Regions from separate parts of the Homo sapiens genome. Here region 2 is linked to region 1. A link is a loop called in an ENCODE intact Hi-C map of the cell type or tissue named here. Cell type or tissue: MCF 10A. All regions are shown on one strand. Each heading gives the region's core, and the rest is flanking DNA. Links, peaks and the distances in the headings are about the cores only.

The links. Hi-C counts contacts between places; a loop is a spot of excess contacts. Peaks named below come from ENCODE experiments on the same cell type or tissue, not always from the same donor. Only the 100,000 strongest peaks of a DNase experiment are listed, where the experiment ranks them.
Region 2: a loop joins it to region 1, with 14 times the contacts of the local background. A loop is called at or near these places in 4 of 110 quality-filtered maps.

The regions. Positions count from the first base shown.
Region 1 is chrX:109,628,439-109,639,573 of GRCh38, forward strand. It overlaps the pseudogene PPP6CP. Among named protein-coding and RNA genes, the nearest start is that of KCNE5, 8.8 kb to the left of the region's middle. In MCF 10A, for the core only: CTCF peaks have their summits at 4,674 (motif pointing left) and 4,912; no DNase peak of the experiment used is centred there.
Region 2 is chrX:108,696,389-108,705,699 of GRCh38, forward strand. COL4A5 (collagen type IV alpha 5 chain) reads left to right here. Exons shown (of 53, transcript NM_033380.3): 53 at 1-1,157. Among named protein-coding and RNA genes, the nearest start is that of IRS4-AS1, 35 kb to the right of the region's middle. In MCF 10A, for the core only: a CTCF peak has its summit at 3,154 (motif pointing right); no DNase peak of the experiment used is centred there.

The sequences.
Region 1 (11,135 bases), core at 1,228-9,227:
TCATGTTTCATGGCCTTTTTCCCTTAAAAACATACTGTAAATTTTTCCATGTCATTTACTATTTCTCCATAGCGTTATTTTTTGTTGTTGTTTTTGTTTTTTTTAGAGTAGATCACTTACAAATTTTATTTTTTAAAGAACATCTTTTCCCCAGCCACAGTATAGTTATAAGCTAAGAATAATTTCCAATATTGCACAATGAATGCATCCAGATCCTGCAATATTGATCAAAAGAGTGGATTAAAATGGAATATGATAGCAATTTCATGGAAGTCTCCCTTTCTAAATACTGACTCCTTAGTGTTATTTTATTGTCTACACAGTACTCCAGACTATGGATCTACCATAACTTATTTAACTTTGCCATTTATTGTAATATTTCTGTTATTTTCATGTTTTGCTATTAAAATAATGTTTTAATAAACACAACGCTACTTCTAGTTTTATTGAAAGAAATCACTACCAGAGAGAAGTCAACCTACTAATTTATAGAAGAATGGCATGGGGAGGGATAGATGTGTAAAAGCGGGTGGAAATAGAAACGGAGAATAGTCATAAAATTTAAAAAGGCCCAGCACTCCAAAAAAAACAACAGGTGTGGGGTGGAGGGGATCCTGGCTTTCTTTTCACACTAGGGGCTGATGGGCATCCTTTAAATCTCAGTTCCAGGCCAGCCTGGAATGGCTGAGATGCTAACCCCTTTCCCTACCACACTTAATGAAACTGCAAATCCACCAGATGGGCACTGGTTCTCATTCCTCACCACCCCTCCACCCCCATTTTCCACGAGCCCCATACCTGTCAAATAATCATCTGTTTATCCATCACCTGGAACTCATTTCCAAAATGGTAATCAAGGGTGTTGACAAAGGGAAGTAATTTACAATCATGTATTTAGACTTTCAAAGAGTCTCGGGAAAGGTTCTCTTCCATGCCAAGTTTGTTTTAAAAGTACAATTGAGGCGCCATGGATAGGAAATGCTTTCCCCATTCCTTGAGACTGTGAGTGCTTCCTGCCAACAGTGCAGCTCTATGGAAGTTGGTTGAATTGAACTGAGTTGAGTTTGGCTAGTTGCCAAAGGACAGACACAGATGGTAAGCACTGTCGGAGTCCAGAAGGCTGGCAAAGCCACAGTGGGCTCTAAAGGAGAGAAAGAAAGAAGGCTTCATGAGGCACCAACTAAAGACTGAGAAGGAATCATTCATTCATTCATTCATTCATTCAACAAATATTTATTACATGTTACTTTGTGTGAAGCACTGTGCTGGGTCCTAGAGACACATCGGTGAGCAAGTCACATCGGTGAACAGTCTGTGCCTTTATAACTCTCACAGACAACTTCTTTGTGAACTGGGGACAAATAGGGAGTGCCAGGATGTGGAGCTGGGTAAGTAGTGGGCAGGACGACCAGCCAGAATTTGGAGAGAACTGAGACTCTGGGCCCAATCTCTAAGCACTAGAGTCCAAAGCCTTGTTTGGAAAAAGGAAGACTCCAGGTGGTCTGAGCTCACTGTCCCAGGCTATGCTGCAAGCTTCTCTACCTCCTCCTAGCAGCACAATCTTGAGGGTATGGTTTGCCATAAGCCACCACAGTAGGTCTGTTCTCAAAAGACTGATGAGAATAAATTAGACGGTTCCTTAATCCAACTGGGGCTTCTCAGTTTTTCCATGGGAATATACACAGCATTTCAGACTAACTGGGGTTTGATAAAGATCACAATATTTGTAGGTTGGAATGGGCCTCAGGAGCTTCAAATGCCTTACTTAGAGACTTCTTGGAGATCTTCGTGGGCTTGTGCTGATATCCTCCTATATTCAGGCCACATACTGGAGCATCAAATTTGGTCCCTGATTTCATTTATCAAGTGTCTAGCATATGCCAGGCATATTACATACATTATACTAATTAACCCTATAACAACCTTATGAGGTGGGCAGGTATGGATTCAACAGCAGTATATCTTCAATGCTGGTCAATCAGAATGGACTAACAAACCATCAGAATAGATTTTGACTGTGAACAACCAGTATGGCCTTACAGAGCCACAACATCCTTGGGCAAAGAAGTAGGACAGAGGCACAGACTAAATGGCTTCCCATTTCCCAGGGGATCAAACCAAGATCTCATCTCCTTAGGCTTTGGGGCTGTCCTGGTCATTCTGAACCTCTCTTTATGGATGCTTCCAGCTGCTCCCGTTGCTCATTGCAGGTACCTGAAAAGCTCCCTTGCCTGCCAACCCCCGTAAAGCAATGGCATCTATCACACCTGCCCCTTTCTCCCAGTAAATTCCTAAAGATGTCACTCCTTGGCTCAAAATTCTTGAATGGGTCCACTAGACTTCCAAATGATCACCTTACTGTGGCCTTCAAGACTCTCTGTGCTCCGGCCTGAAGATGCTGTCCAACCCTACTTACAGCACTAATTACCCAAAATGTCTTCAATGCCACACACCTTCTCAACTAGATGAAATCTCACTGTCCTTAGCAATCTCATAGCGTAGAATAATAGTGACGGATGGGCTCATCAGATGGCCCCTACAGACCTCATGAGGGCAGGTGCTGTGTTCTTCCTCTTTGTACCCCTCACCATGCCTGGCACAGTGCCTGGCACATAATATGTGCTCAGGAAATTTTTACCTAGGTCTGAGGTCTGCCTTCCCGTAATGAAACTTACCAACTTTGAAAAAGATTCACTCTGTGGGGACTGTGAAACTTTGAAGTTACATTTTTCCAAAAAAAAGTATATATTGTGTAAAATTTCAAACATATAGCGACATTGACAGAATTTTACAGAGGATATCTAGTAACCACCTAGATTCTACCACTAATATTTTCCTATACTGGCTTTATTCATCCCTCACCTATCCACTCCTCCCTCTATCTATTTGTCTATTCATTATCTTTTTTTTTTTTGAAGTTGCATACATCAGTATGCACTTCACTCCTAAGCACTTTCTCCATACCTATCATTAACTATAGTCCAATATTTGTTTATTATTCTTTTTTCCTTTTGAAGTAAAATATACATACAATGAGATATATAAATATTAACTGCATATTTTCTGAGTTTTGGTAAATGTAACCCCTACTAAGATAAAGACTACTACTCAAGAACATGTCCTCTCATCCTTTCATAGGCAATCCTCTCCCTTCACTCCCAGAGGCAGCCACTGTTTTTTTTCCGTCATTGATTAGTTTTGCCTGTTATAGAAGCTCATATATATGGAATCATAAGGCATGGACTTTTTTGAATAAGACTTACTTTACTCAGCTTAATGTTTTTGAGGCTCATGCTAATACATGATACATAATGATACATAATTCACATATATGATACATAAATCATGACACATGCTGTTGCGAGTATCAGTAGTTTGTTCCTTTTTATTACTGAGTGGTACTCCACTGTGTGACCATACCACAGTTTGTTTATCCATTCTCCTACTGATGAACACTTGGTCTGTTTCCAACTTCTGGCTATTAAAAATAAAGCTGCTCTAAATGTTCTCATATAATTCCTTTTGTGGACATATGTTTTCCTTTTTCTTGGGTAAATACCTAGGTGTGGAAATGCTGGGTCATGGGAAAGATGTACTTTAGTTTTATAAGAAATTGCCAGACATTTTCCCAAAGTGGCTTGTATCATTTTAGACTCCCACCAACAGTGTGAGAGGATTCCCATTGTTTATGGTTACTTGTGCAGCTCTCTGCTTCAATTGCATACTTAGCCTTGCAGTGCACCCATGAAATGCATTTATCATTATACTTATAAAAGGGCCAAGCCTGACTGTTTGTGGCTTAGTACTTAAAACTTCCCCCAATTTTGATGACTACTAAATGAACACCCAAGCTCTAGGAAATTGCTACATTGTGAGGGTAAGCTCTATGTGATAATAGCTTTTACTGAAAGTGACAAACACTGTGTTAAACACTTTACATACATTATCTCACCTAATCCTTAACAACAACCCTCTGAGGTAGGTAAAACAGTATTCCTATTATACAGATGAGGAAATTAAGTTGCAGAGAGGTTAAGTAACTTGTCCAAATTCGATTGGCTCATAGGTGGTCAAGCTGAGATTTGAACCAGAGGTCAGTTATCTTTTTTATTGTCTACTGTCCTTTGTATAGAAACTATCAGGGAAAATAAAACATTTCAGGGTTGGAAGTCTCATCTAACCCTCTTATTGTAAAGGCGGAGCTACTGAGGTCCAGAGAGGAGAAGGGACTTGCCTGAAGTCTCTCATTAGTTAATGGCAGAGCCATCAGACTGCCTCGCAGTCAGGAGACGTTTTCACTCCACTGCACGGCCTCCTCCAATGCTTTGGGCAATTCAGATTTTATTTCCAGCTTTGTAATGGTGACAAGGGTGCAAAAACCACTTTGAGATCTTTGAAATAAGTACATGAATCTAAAAGGGTGGAGTGAAATAAGGTCAATCTTGCCTTTTGGGCCAAAACATAAAGTCATAAATAAAATTATCAAACTCATGTCAATTCCTGCCTAAACATTATCTTGAAAATGTTTCTCCCACCCACTCAGGCTTCTCTGGAAAAGAAAAAAGAAAAACAAAGAAACAAAAATGCGGATATTTGGAGTATTCTTGGGAAAGGAGTGGGAAAGGAAGAGGTCCGAGGGCACTTTTCTTTTGGACTCCCACAGCACCATCTGGTGGAGGACTGGAGTTTTCATTTCTCCTCATTCAGAATGTTTTTCTTTTCTTTTAATTCATATGTCTTTATTTATTTATTTTTAGGTTTTTATATATACTTTAAGTTCTGGGGTACATGTGCACAATGTGCAGGTTTGTTACATAGGTATACATGTGCCATGTTGATTTGCTGCACCCATTTTATCTTTGCTCCAGTTTCCTCGATTGTAAAATGGAGATAATAACCATGCGCTTACCATAGGATTTTGTGGCAAGGATTGAATAAGATAACTTATGTAAAGTACTGAACATAATGCCTGGAACATGTGAAATGCTCAATAATGTTGGCTGTGGTTGTTTCATTAACATTAAACGTATGGTGCAGTGGGAACCAGAGAGGAGCATTTGACTCAACCTCAGAGAGCTCAGGGCACATTTCCCTAAGGATGTGACACCTGACATAAGTTTTGAGTATGAAATAGTCACTAGGATCATTTCTCCATGTGGAAAACAATGCCTGTAACAACAGGGTTTACTCCTCTAATCCCACATTGTGAAGGATGACAGCATAGTGTTCCTTTGCCTCTGGGGTACCAGGGATTGCAGCGAGGGCTTCTAAGCTACAAGATGGTATGGGAACATTTAGGAATTATTGGAATTAGTCCCCTGACCACGTGAGACATTGTTTCCATAGTGGACACACAGAGTTTGACTTGAAATTAGATGCTAAGAGAAACATGGTTGTGTCGATTACCACCTGTTTGTTCTAATTTCTACTTTGCTTGTCAGCAATGATGCTTCAGTGGCTCTTTATTCACTCAGCATTATGTTAAATAGGCATGATGGGATCTGATAATTTCTCATTGCCTCCAAATTGTGCCTGGCATACACCACAAACATATTTGACTCTATTCCTATTGCTCATCACCCTTGCAAACCCTTAACCCTTCCAGGTTATCCAAATTTTACTCATCCTTCAAGGCCTAGACTTCCTCATTCATTCATTCATGAAATATTTTCTGAGCATGTACTATGTGCTAGGCACAGTGGCAGGCACTAGATCTATAACAGCATATGAGACAGACACAGTTTCTACTTTGACAGAGCCTGTGTAACTTGGACTACAAACAGGAAAACAAATCATTGAGACCATGTGCTACCAAAGCTCTCCAAGAAGAGGGATACATCTGAAATGGTGCTTTCTAACAGTTTTTACCACATAGCACACATAGATAACATATATTGGCTCCCTGGGATAAATGGATAAAAAAGCAACCTGCCAGGGAGCTCTGGCCACCCCAAAGGCAGAAGGCATCAATATCTTAGGTGCATGAGGAATCTCTTGGAGATCTCTGGTATAGAACCTCAAGCTATAACCCGTGAAATTCCTGTTGCTTTCACCCCATGTAGTCCATGAGGACCGATAGGGCCTTCAAGGACTACATGGGGTGAAAGCAACAGGAATTTCATGGTGCAGTGGGCAGAGAGGATGCTGCTTTGAATGAATGCATGCTCCTTGTTATTATCTGGAATTTGGTAAAAGTCACTCTCACCTCTTCAGTAGTAGGCTCAGACTGGAGGCCTTCTCAGGCAACTGAATCCTGAAAGACTCTTTGTCTTTTCCAGATTCCTACATATGTAGAATCTTCAGCTCACAGTTCAGCTTCTCATTCACCCTCATGGTCTGACATCATGTGCTAATAGCACAAGAACTTTTTTGTATCTTCATAACACCTAGCAATACTACACAAGAAGGGCCAGAAGCATTTAAGTGCCATGTTTTAAGACAAAGGAAATCTAAGAGTATTGGAACTTCACAGGGTTTTAAAACAAAAATGGCTTTGCTACCTAAGAAAAGTCCAGTGCTCAGTCTGTCTTTAAAACTTGTAAAAGAGAAACTCCTAAAGTTTTAAGAGAGAGAATGAAGTCAACAGCTCAAGCTAACATATTTGTACAATCTTACTCCTGGAAACAGGATGCTGAGTCCCTGCAGCTCCAGGCCAGTTGGTTTTGGAGTTTGCCTTCTTCTGAGCAAAACCAAAGGCTAACCAAGATAGCCCACAACCCGAGGAGATGGGATCCAGAGAGCTATTGTTTATACCATAAGCAAAAAGGAAGAGTTCACAAGCAAAGAGAGCCCAGGGGGGCCTCTTGCAGAGAAAACAAAGACTCCTGCTGAAATGTAACAGAAGATTCCATATCCTTTCCTTCACTTGGACTCCCTGAGAAAGGTTAATCCTGTCACCACCATGAATCTTGATGGGTAATAAAATGTAGATCTGGGTGAGAAATGATGCCACCTAGAGGAAGGCTGGGGAGCACACTTGAGCGATTTCAGCTCGTTTTTCTATATTCCTCCCTCAGTCAGTATCTAGGCAGGAGGGCTTCTTGATTTTTCTCTCTGGCCTTGTCCCTCACCTACTCCTGGAGAGCCACATTGCCACTTTCCTATGTTGATACATGCTATTCAACATCCGAAACTGAATGTGGGGCATGGAGTGCCCTATGGTAAGGAATGTCGAAGATACAGCTAAGGTGAGAAAGCCATATGTAAGAAGAGCAGTTGGCCATAAAGAAGAAAGTATATGTCGACATGTCTGTAATTTATATGTACGTATATGTATATCTAATTTGAAGCTTCTTATAACTTCATAGGCTAGCAAATAGCCAGGTGCAAAAATAAATACCTGAACCTCAAAATAATTATTTTCAGATTTCTACTGCAAAAGTCACTCTGGAGAGACACATGCGTGGGTGAATTTCAGCATACTCTCTCTTTTCCTTTTTCCCTTTGTTTTTGTTTGATTGATTTATTATAACCTCAAGGCAAAAATATGAAATGGGAAACTTGGTGTTTAGCACTCCCAAGTGTCCCTCCACCACCACTAGAGCCCATTTTTAATTTGTGATACCCTTAGGAGTGTCTTCCAAGAAATGTTCTGATTCTATATCTCATCCTCTCAGAATCTCTCATTCTTTTTAGTGATAAAGGAAATAGCTAGCTAACTTGCTGATATGGTTAGGCTTTGTGTCCCCACCCAAATCTCATCTTGAATTGTAATCCCCATAATCCTCATATATCAAGGGAGAGACCAGGTGGAGGTAATTGAATCATGGGGGCAGTTTCCCCCAAGCTGTTCTCATGATAATGAGTGAATTCTCACAAGATCTGATGGTTTTATAAGGGGCTTTTCCCCCTTTGCTCGGCACTTCTCCTTCCTACTGCCTTGTGGAGAAGGTGCCTTGCTTCCCCTTCACCTTCTGATATGATTTTAAGTTTCCTGAGGCTCCCCCAGCCATGCTGAACTGTGAGTCGATTAAATCTCTTTCCTTTATAAATTACCCAGTCTCAGGTAGCTCTTTATAGCAGTATGAAAACAGACTAATACACCTGCCAAAGTGAAAGAAAAATTGATCCTACCAAGAAGGAAGAGTTAGAAGAGCCAACAGTTAACTAGGAGCCTCCTTCCTTGGTTAACCGTGAAGACTGTCCACTCCTCTGTGAATTATTTTGTTATTTAATCCTAAAGATAAATGCTAATAAAGGAATTGAAATATCTAGCAGGATGGCCTCCATTGGCCAGTGAGGGAGGATGAGGTATGGAAATTGTTTTTCTGTTTTGTTGTTGTTTTTAACCTTCCCATGTGATTCCTAAGTGCAGCCAGGGTGAAGAACCACTGGGAGAGATGAGTTTAACATACTGGAGAACATACTGGAGTAAAGATCACAATGAATTTGTTATATCAACAACTTAAAACTCTTCTGCTGAGCACATCTACAGAGGTGCTATATACACCTCTGTTACACGAAGGCTATACATTTCCTAATTACTGCTATTGTGGAAATATTGCTTCACTCATTGTCTTCAAATATGTAAATACAAGGGAACTAAATTTATTCCAGACAGTTAAAGATTCAGAATGTGTTATTCCTCCCAGAACAATGACACCGAGGACATAATTTTTCCTTTGAGGCCTTTACCTATCCCGCTGCTGAACCATTTATGTGCCGTCTTTTTTTTTTTTACAGAATCTTGCTCTGTCGCCCAGGCTACAGTGCAGTGGTGCAATCTCGGCTCACTGCAACCTCCGCCTCCTGGGTTCAAGCAATTCTTCTGCCTCAGCCTTCCGAGTAGCTGGGACTACAGGCGCATGCCACCACGCCCGGCTAATTTTTTGTATTTTTAATAGAGGCAGGGTTTCACCATGTTAGCCAGGATGGTCTCAATCTCCTGACCTCGTGACCTGCCCACCTCGGCCTCCCACAGTGCTGGGATTACAGGCGTGAGCCACCATGCCCAGCCCCTTTTTTTGTTTTTATTAAGTTCTGGGATACATGTGCAGAACATGCAGGTTTGTCACGTAGGTATACATGTGCCATGGTGGTTTGCTGCACCTATCAACCCGCCATCTAGGTTTTATGCCCCACATGCATTAGGTATTTGTCCTAATGCTCTCCCTCCCTGTGCCCCTCACCCCTCGACATGCCCCAGTGTGTGATGTTCCCCTCTGTGTCCATGTGTTCTCACTGTTCAACTACCACTTGAGTGAGAACATGCAGTGTTTGGTTTTCTTTTCCTGTGTTAGTTTGCTGAGAATGATGGCTTCCAGCTACATCTATGTCCCTGCAAAGGACATGAACTCATTCTTTTTTATGGCTGCATAGTATTCCATGGTGTATATGTGCCACATTTTCTTTATCCAGTCTATCATTGATGGACATTTGGGTTGGTTCCAAGTCTTTTCTATTGTAAATAGTGCTGCAATAAACATATGTGTGCATGTGTCATTATAGTAGAATGACTTATAATCCTTTGGGTATATACCCAGTAATGGGATTGCTGGGTCAAATGGTATTTCTGGTTCTAGATCCTTGAGGAATCACCACACTGTCTTCCACAATGGTTGAACTAATTTACACTCCCACCAACAGTGTAAAAGTGTTCCTATTTCTCCACAGCCTTGCCAGCATCTGTTGTTTCCTGACTTTTTAATAATCGCCATTCTGACTGGCATGAGATACTTTCTTGTATGACTCTCCACAATGTACTCTTCATTAAGCACTTTGCTGCTGAAATGCCACCTCTTGCCTTTTCAAATGTTAAATTATCTAAATATATTGTTATGGTGTCAATGTTTTTCTATCAGTTTTCTCTCCTATCCCATACCCACCTTTGATTCATTTGAAAAGACTTGAGAAATGTCTTACTACTGACACTGCTGCATGTAGCTCTTGCTTATTTACCCATCTAGGGAAACAGGATGTATTTCCTTTCTTAGAAAAGCCAATTTACAGATTACACTAAAATACTACTCCTTCTGCATCACTCAGCTTTTTAACTTGGTAAGTTTTAAGAAGTTTCAACAGCAAAGTTGTTATTCAATGGGCATGATGGACTACAAGTGCCTTGAGTTACGTGTATCTGCCCTAGATGTAAACTTCATTGCTTTTTGTTGGATGATATTTTAAAAGGATATAAAATAAATTGGTCTAAAGGCCAAAAAAAAAAAAAAAAGAAACTAGAATGGAAAGTTCCTGTTGGAGAGAGAAGACGGAAAGCTTATTGACAATGGAATAATGCTTTCAACATGGAGAGGAAATTTTCAATCCTATACCCAACAAATTATCAATTAAGGTCTCCAATTATTTCCCATTTATCCCTTCTCAGTAAGCTACTGTAGAATATATTCTATCAAGGAGAAGTAACAATCCAAGTGAGAAAAAGACGTGGAATACAGAAAACAAGAGATCCAACACGACAAAGGTAAAGTTAAGTCTCAGGATGACGGTGAAGGTAGATGCCAAGATAATGACCCTGCACCAGGGAAAGGAGGGCAAATCGTCTGGTTCTAGGAGAGATTTCTTCCAGATGAAATTGTTAGAATTCTTCTTATCTGGAAGTCTACAGAGATTTAAGCAATTAGTTGGAGAGCCTGCGGTAGAATTAGCGGTAAGTACATAGAAAACCAAGCAAGTGAAAGAAACACAATTATTAGCTCCAGTGGTTTAAAAGTGCAGAAGAAAATGAATCACTTGTTTTCCCACTACATTTCAGCTCTGAATAGCAGTTATTATAATGTAAAGACTTATTGATCTAACTATGCATTTATATTGAGAGGATGAGAGGTGTCCCTGTGTACACTGAAAAGTTGATAAAATCAAGAAGCAGGGATACAAGCATGTTATTTAGATACAAGATGGTAAACACCAAAACAATCAATTAAGAGTTAAAAGTGGTTGCCTCTGAGGCAGAGGAAATGGGGAGGATGAAGGCAGTGGATAGCTGTTTTTCAGAGACTTTGTAGAATAGCAGCCTTTAAACCTGTGCTTTTCAAACCATGACTTACAATCTCTCTGGAGTGATGCTGCCCAATATGGACATAAAAATAAAAATCCAGTTCCTCATACTAACGACATTTAATTTTTTAAAGATCTCTTAAATTTTTGTTATTTTATTTTTATTTTTTTTTAGAGCTGGGGTC
Region 2 (9,311 bases), core at 1-8,000, 930 kb before region 1:
AATTCCTTTTGTGTTTTAAAATGTGATATATATATATATAAAATTCCTAGGATGCAGTGTCTCATTGTCCCCAACTTTACTACTGCTGCCGTCAATGGTGCTACTATATATGATCAAGATAACATGCTGACTAGTAACCATGAAGATTCAGATGTACCTCAGCAATGCGCCAGAGCAAAGTCTCTATTATTTTTCTACTAAAGAAATAAGGAAGTGAATTTACTTTTTGGGTCCAGAATGACTTTCTCCAAGAATTATAAGATGAAAATTATATATTTTGCCCAGTTACTAAAATGGTACATTAAAAATTCAATTAAGAGAAGAGTCACATTGAGTAAAATAAAAGACTGCAGTTTGTGGGAAGAATTATTTTTCACGGTGCTACTAATCCTGCTGTATCCCGGGTTTTTAATATAAAGGTGTTAAGCTTATTTTGCTTTGTAAGTAAAGAATGTGTATATTGTGAACAGCCTTTTAGCTCAAAATGTTGAGTCATTTACATATGACATAGCATGAATCACTCTTTACAGAAAATGTAGGAAACCCTAGAATACAGACAGCAATATTTTATATTCATGTTTATCAAAGTGAGAGGACTTATATTCCTACATCAAGTTACTACTGAGAGTAAATTTATTTTGAGTTTTATCCCGTAAGTTCTGTTTTGATTTTTTTTAAAAAACAAACCCTTTTAGTCACTTTAATCAGAATTTTAAATGTTCATGTTACATACCAAATTATAATATCTAATGGAGCAATTTGTCTTTTGCTATATTCTCCAAGATTATCTCTTAAGACCATATGCCCCCTGTTTTAATGTTTCTTACATCTTGTTTTTACTCATTTCTGACTGGACAAAGTTCTTCCAAACAATTCTGAGAAACAAAAACACACACGCAGAATTAACAATTCTTTTCCCTGTGCTTCTTATGTAAGAATCCTCCTGTGGCCTCTGCTTGTACAGAACTGGGAAACAACACTTGGTTAGTCTCTTTTAAGTTACAAAAAGCCAATTGATGTTTCTTATTCTTTTTAAATTTTAAATATTTTGTTATAAATACTCACAGGATACCTTATTTCCCTAGCTATCATCTCCTGACTTAATGTTTTTTAAACCCACCAATATAAATTTAATTAAAGATATATGTTGTAAGGATGGTCTGTTGTGTATCTCTTCAGCCTGTGTGGAAAAAACCCCTGCTCATTTACAGATAGATTACCAATCTGCACATCAACAAGTCATCTCTTCCCAGGGAATCAGTTTCTCCACGCTTTGATCACTCTGTTAGTAGATAGAAAACATAGTAATGTAAACTTTTTCCAATGAAGAAAACTACCTATTGGAAGACATTTCCAAGATAATAAATTTCTTGACAACATTGTGTTAATGGCTAAGAAAGGAAACAACTGGCTTCTATTTGGGGAAGAATTCATTAATAATGTTTAAAGCAGGTTAGTGACCTAATATTCTTAATGATTAAGAATGAACACGCATAGTTCTCTAAAATAGTCAAGGACTGGTTAAAAATAAAATATTAAAAACTTCCATAGTAAAATTTGTGTTACAGCTAAAAGATAAAACAACCAAAACAATTTTGAGTATTCTAAATCCTAATATGGACCTATGTAAAATCTAAAGCTTAGAATCTCTGGTGGTAAAACTTAGGATCCAAACAATGATAACTATCTAATTATTTTATTGATTCTGGATAGCCACCAATCGCAAATTTTAGCTCTATTTTTTCATTTAGTCCCATGCATAAAGTCAGTAATGAGTAATTGTAACTGAAAACACCATATCACAGCCCCACAGATTCTTCTACATGGTGTACACTCAAAGGTGCCCCTTCTGTTATAGTCGCAAACACTAATTCCAGAGATTTTGCTTTTTGTAGCTTTCCCTCTCATTTATAGCTGGTTGAAAGCCTTGGCCCAAAAAGAACCTCCTTTGTTTGTTTGTTTGTTTTGTTTTGTTTTGTTTTGTTTTGTTTTGTTTTGAGACAGTCTCCTCTGTCACCCAGGCTGGAGTGCAATGGCGTGATCTCGGCTCACTGCAACATCCACCTCCTGGGTTCAAGGCGATTCTCCCACCTCAGCCTCCAGACTAGCTGGAACTACAGGTGCATACCACCACGCCCGGCTAATTTTTTGTATTTTTAGTAGAGACGGGGTTTCACCATGTTGCCCAGGCTGGTCTTGAACTCCTGAACTCAAGCGATCTGCCTGCCTCGGCCTCCCAGAGTGCTGAGATTACAGGTGTGAGACACCACGCCCATCCCAGAACCTCCTAATTTTTAAATTGTTGCATGTGCAGCTAGTCTATGTGTTTCTTAAATCTCCTAACTATTCCTAGCCCTGCTTTGTTGTTTGAAGTACACAAATTCATTCCAGGACATTAATATTGTTAACCCTCTCTTGCCATGAATTATTCAAAGATTAATCTAGCTGCTCTACTAGTTACCTATGGTGAGTTTTTTGTGTTTTGTTTTGTTTTGTTTTTGTTTTTGTTTTTTTTTGCTTTTTTATCATCTGTGAAATTTCCAGAAGTACTATGGTAAGTTTTACAGTCATACACAATTAATAGCTTTCTCACATTGGCAGGAAATGAATGAACTATTCTGCTTAATCAGATAGTTTGACTACCAAATATTTATGTGTACCAAATGTGGTTTTACCAGTTAATGAATCTTTCGTGATTCAGATGTTACTTAAGGACCAAATCCTAGTATTTTATAGCTGTGTATGTGTGTGTGTGTGTGTGTGTGTGTGTGTGTGTGTGTGTGTGTACCCACACACACGTGCACATGTATCTTCAGAAAAATTGAGGTCTACATGAATAACTTCCATTATATATATATTACGTAATATATATATACACACACACACATATGGATAAGTGTATACACACACATGTGTTGTGTAAGAAAGTAGACATTCCAATTATTTTTATAGCTTATTGGCCTGATCTTTGCTATGTTGGTGTCACACTCATTGCTTCCAAAGGAGGTTGTATTGGACACCTTGTGATTGTATGATGTTTTTTCCCACCCATCCAAATTTGAACAACACTTTTTCATTCTTGTAGTGGCAATAAGGTTCTTTGCCTCAATGTCATGCCAAGCCATCAAATGCTTATTCAGAAGTTAATCACAAGAGGGCACTATTGCCTATAAAAATGAATCAGCATGTGTAATGATTTGAGCTCATTGGTGGTGGTGGTAGGGTTGTCTAAAGTCCTGTCTCTAGATTCCCTGTTTTAAGTTTCATTTATTCTTTCAGCCTCATAAAAATCATTAGCAAGTACTTGAAGAGGTGGCCTAGTTTCCCAATGTCTGCATCCAAAACGAAGAGAACAGCTTTGCTGTCAAAGATTCTCTTTTGTTTTTTTGTTTGTTTGTTTTTGAGACGGAGTTTTGCTCTTGTTGCCCAGGCTGGAGTACAATGGCACGATCTCGGCTCACTGCAACCTCTGCCTCCTGGGTTCAGCGATTCTCCTGCCTCAGCCTCCAGAGTAGCTGGGATTACAGGCATGTGCCACCACACCTGGCTAATTTTGTATTTTTAGTAGAGACGGGGTTTCTTCATGTTGGTTAGATTCTCTTCTTAAGAGCCTGATTAACAGTTGGTTCTGGTAGCACTTCCCATGCCTCTCAACACAGAAGCAAGGAGCAATCACTTTTGTTTGGCCGGAACTTCAGTTGGTTTCCTTGGCAGAGAAACTCAGTTCTCAGGCTGGACTATACAAACACCTTCATCCCTAGGCAGCTCCAAAATAAATTGAATAATATTTTAAAATCATGTCATTTCCATTTTAGAGCAGTGGTTTTAGAGTATATTCAGGGAGCTTGGAAAGTTTGTTTGGTGGAAATACTCCTAAGTTGGAATTGAATCCAGAGAGGCCTGTCTCCTGAGTTCTATATCAACAAATATTGATTGGATGCTTGTTAGCTAAGGACACCATGAAGGATAGCAATCTAAAATGAACTCAACCTCAACCAGGAGAATAAGCAGTGACCATAATATAGTAAATCCTCACTTCACGTGGTCAATATATTTTTAGAAGCTGTGACTTTAAAGGAAACGATGTCCAATATTATTCAGTTATAATGTTGATGAAGAAAAAATGGATTTGTTATATGTCGTTTAGCTTTAAAGTCAAAGTTTCCAAGAACCTATGGACGTTAACTGAGGACTTACTGTATGTATACTGGAAAAGAGGTATGCTAGTCTGTCTTTGACTACCAAATCTTACTAATTCTAGGCCAGATAATGGGGATTTTTGTAAGAGTAGCTGTCTGGAGGAAGCTGGCTCACCAACCTGTTCCCCAAAACATGGGCTAAAATCACATTTATGTAATCTTAATCATCTATTTCTCTGTTAGTGGACTGCATACCCAACACCTGACCCTACAGGATAACAAATTGCTTACATAATACCAATTTATGCCAAATATCTTCTGTTTCCCCCTCTACCATCACATTTCATCCTGCTTTCTGCCCCAGAGGGTTCCTGAGCCCTCTGGCTTCTGATTGGGTTCAACCAGTTGGAAGTCCCAGCAGAATACCAGAGGAGGGGACAAGAGTTGGGTTAGGGTATTTATTTTCATGGCTCTTTCTCTATGAGGTTACCTCAGGTTGGTTTGTGACTCTCAATTGAATGTCCCTACTGCTCTCAAGATGACTTACTATTCCTAATTATCTTCCTTTCTGGTTCTACTAACCCCTTCTCATGTTTTCAGGTCTAGGTGTGATGGGTATGGTGACAAGTCTGCTGTTGCTGTGCTGCTAGACCTGGATTCCTGAACAACCATTTGTGATTCCCCCTCCACACCATCTATATATTTCTAATTAAACTCTCCTCAGATTATCCTAATTTAAGTGTGTTGTACTTTTGTTGTTGATACTCCAACGAATACTCAACACTTCTAGTTTCCAAAATCTAGAGAAAGTGCTTTATTTCCATATGTGACAAAATGAGGGTGAATTGATAAAACTGACATGCATGATTAAGCATGCATCTTTGACTTTGAACTAAGGGATGGGCCAGCAGAAATATGACTTAACACCACTTAATCTAAGACCTAGTTTATCAAGAGTTATTGGAAGCTGTGTTCCAGGGTACTTATGGTGAAATGAGGCAAAATATGTTCCTTATGATCCTAAATTATTTATCTTTTTCCAATTAGTGTCCCACTGGATCTCTAAAGAATGCACTTTTATTTCCCCCAGGTAGTCATTTGTCTTCCTACATCTTAACTTCAAATAATTAATTTGTTAACTCATTAGCAGACTAGATTACAAGTACCAATAACTCATCTCTGAAAGCTCCAAAGAGAAACTCCCGGTAGTATTACTTCAACCAGAGGAATCTGCTAAGCCAGATATACCTGCTTGCAGTCAGTGAAAAGCCCTGAAGTGTTACTAGCTGAGAAATGAGTAATTTATTAGTGGTTTTCTAGCCTCAAGAGCATCTGTAAAAGTAAGCCTGCAGAAGTTCTTCACATCTGCTTCCCTTCTGTTCAAGGGTACCAGAGTGAATGCTTATACTAGGGATTATGGAAGACAGGTCATGTTCTAAAGCCAAAGACAGCCTGAGAATACTGTACTTGGTAATTTCAACCAGTCCCACACCGAACCTACCAAGAAGCCAACATACTCTCTCTTCAAGCAAAATAGTTTCCTGGTTGATTTTCATAGGGCCAGCAAAGTGCTTGCTGTTGCCAGTCTATCATAAGCTACAATGGTAACCCCCGATGTCAGATCCTTGTGTCTCTCTGACACAATAATTTGACCTTTGCTTGGGCTGCAAGGAAGGCTACCTCTAACACCTCAGTAGTAATAAGACTAACACCTTATATGTATGTAGTTCTTATTAAAATATCATCCTTTACACATTTCATCTGAGTCTCAACAACTCTGATGTACTCAAGCAGTGCAAGGATTAGTCTCCAATATACAGATGTGGAAGCTGAGCCTTGGAATGGTTAACTGACCCCAAAAGTCACAAGTTACTAAGTTCTTTTCACTCCAAATCTAATCGTCACTTTTGAGCCATGAAGATGCCTATATCTAAAATCTTATAATCCTGTGTGGTAGACATTCATAGCAATATATATAGAGGTCTCTGCCTCATGAGAAGTGATAGGCTGTATGTTTTGGAAGTCTTGGTTCCCAGGTAAGGATGAATGCTTTCCTAGCACCTTTGCAGCACCTGAAACCCCTTGGAATTAACCTTTAGGCACAGGGGGCTTATAGTTAATCCATTGTACCTCAGGATACTCTGTCTGGTCTAAGCCTCTATAGCTAAAGAAAACTTTATGGGTGTGGCCTGGTGCCCTCATGTGAACTTCCTCAGGGCTTTTGAATCCAGATGAACTCCTGGAATTTAAATGCCCTGGCCTGCAGCCTCGTCAATGCTATTAGTGTCTAAGGAAGGGCCAGTTTTGTAAATCTGAGACCATCCTACTAATTTTATTATCTATTATAGACAATGCAGAAAGGACTCCATGGAGGGGAAAATTTCTTTAGCTCCAACAGTAAAGTTCGTTATATTTTGTTTACACTTAATATACATAAACTTATAGAAGCAATTTGAGTTTGCTAGCTGTAACCTCCATTGGTCACATTTTACATGCAGAAGTTTCCCTTATTTGACTCCCTTTAGCGGAAATTTACACTAGGAATCATATGAGCAAACATAAAGCCAGCTGGGCCAAGCAGTATGTGGCTATTTATCAGATTAGAGAGGCAGGAAAGGTTAAAGACAAGTTAGAGAACATGTGGGCTAAAATAGGGCTCTGCATAGCTTATTGTAATCAGAAATAAGCCTGGCTTTGAGGTTACTGGGTTTAAGTATGTTATTAAGTTGACTATGTACTTTCAGATGTGGAAATTGTTGCCCACCTTAAGGCCAGCAACAGCACAGAAAACTACTCCCCATGGAGTGTAAAGTGATAACAACCTGAAGCCATTTTTACAAACACTTCCTTCTCCTACTCAGAAAGCAGCATTTTCTTTTATTCTCTGAGCAGGCAGAAGCACCCATGGGTGCATGAAAGTGTGCTAGTGCTTTTCTTCTTGCAGCTCTGTTTTTCCTTCATCTATTTTGAAAATTTGCTTTTAGGTGCATAAATATTTATGATTGTTATATCCCCTTGATAAAATGATCTCTTTATTATTATTATAATGGTAATATAGTAAAGAAAATGTTAATATTATTTGCTCTGAAAACTACATTGATAGCAATATTGCCATCCAGCTTTCCTTGTGTTAGTGTTAACATATTTTTTCATTATTTTACTTTTAACCTAGTTCTGTCTTTCTATTTGAAGCGCATTTCCTGAGGGTCACATAGTTGGATCCTACTTTTTAATACAATATGACAATTTTTACTTTTTAATGGACTGCACTTAATGTGCTTATTGATATGGTTAAGTTCAACTCTGTTATCTTATTTGTTTTCTATTTGCCTCATTCGTAATGTGTTCACTTTTTATGCTTTGTTTTGGATTAATTGAATATTTTTTCTGATTCCCTTTTATCTCCTTTGTGGATATTAACTGTAACATTTTGTTTGGTTAATTTAGTGGCTGCTTTAGTTTTTATGGCACACATTTTTAACTTATCACAGTCTATATTCAAGTCACATAATACCACTTCATGTATGCTATAAGAATGTTACAATAGTATACTTTCAATTCTCCCCTCTTGATCTTCGCACCACTATTTTCATACACTATGTTTATTATGTTATAAATACCACACTACATTGCTGTTATTTTTGTTTAAACAGTATATTCTCTTTTATATTAGACATAATTCATATACAATAAAATTCACCCTGTTAAAGGGTACAGTGTAATGGTTTCTAGTATATTCACAAAATTTTTCAACCATCAATCCTGTCTAATTCCAGAACATTTTCATCACCCTGAAAATAATCCCATGCAATCAGACCCCATTTTCCTCATCCCTTCCTCCTCTCAGCCCTACGAAACCACCAGTCTGTTTTCTGTCTCTATAGATTTGCCTATTCTGGACATTTCGTATAAATGGAATCATACAACATATATGGGCTTTTGTGTCTGGCTTCTTTAACAAGGATCATCCATGTTGTTGCATGTGCTGGTACTTCATTTCTTTATTTTTTAAATTCAAGTGAAATCCAAGTAACTTAAAACTAACCATTTTAAAGCAAACAATTCGAGTGCCATTTAGTACATCCACAGTGTGCAGTGTGGTGCAACCACCTCCTTAATCTAGCTACAAAACAGCCTCATCACTCCAAAAGAAAACCCCGTATCCATTAAGGAGTCACTCTCCAGTCCCCACAGCCACTGGCAGGCACTAATCTACTTTCTGTCTCTATAGATTTACCTATTCTGAATGTTTTATATAAATGGAATCTTACAATATGTGACTTTTTTGGGTCTGCTTTTTTTTTCATTTAGCATAATGTTTTCAAGGTTCATCCATGTTACAGCATGTATGAGTACTTCATTCTTTTTATGTTGCATAATAATACATCGTAAGGTTATACCACATTTGTTTGTCCATTCATCCATTGACAAATATGTTGTTTCCACCTTTTGGTGAATTTGAATAGCGCTGCTATGAACATTCATGGACAAATATTTGTTTGAATACCTGTTTTCAAGTCTTTCAGGTATGCCTAGGAGTGAATTTGCTGAGTCATATAGTAATTCTGTTTAACTTCTTGAGGAAGTTAAGCCAAACTGTTTTCTACTGGACCAACACCATTTCACATTCCCACCAGCTGTGTGCAAAAGTCCAATTTTTCCACATCTTTACAAAAATATGTTATTTTTCCATTTTTAATTATTGCCATCCCAGTGAGTGTAAAGTGGTATCTCATTGTGGTGGTTTTTGGTGGTGGTGGTGTTGTTTTTATTTAGACAAGGCTCTGTCACCCAGGCTGGAGGGCAGTGGCAGAATGATACCTCACTGCAGCCTCAAAACCTGGACTCAAGGAATCCTCCTGCCTCAGCCTCCTGAGTAGCTGGGACTAAAGGCACATGCCATCATGTCTGGCTAATTTATTTTTATTTATTTTTTGTAGATATGGGGTGTTGATTTGTTGCCGAGGCTGGTCTCAAATTCCTGGGCTCAAGCTATCCTCCTGCTTTGGCCTCCTAAAGTACTGGAATTACAGGCATGGTGCCACCGCACAGGTCTCATTGTAGTTTTGATTTGCATTTCCCTACTGACTAATGATTCTGAGAGTCTTATGTGCTTGTTGGCCGTTTGTGTATCTTCTTTAGAGAAATGTCAATGTAAATGCTTTGCCCATT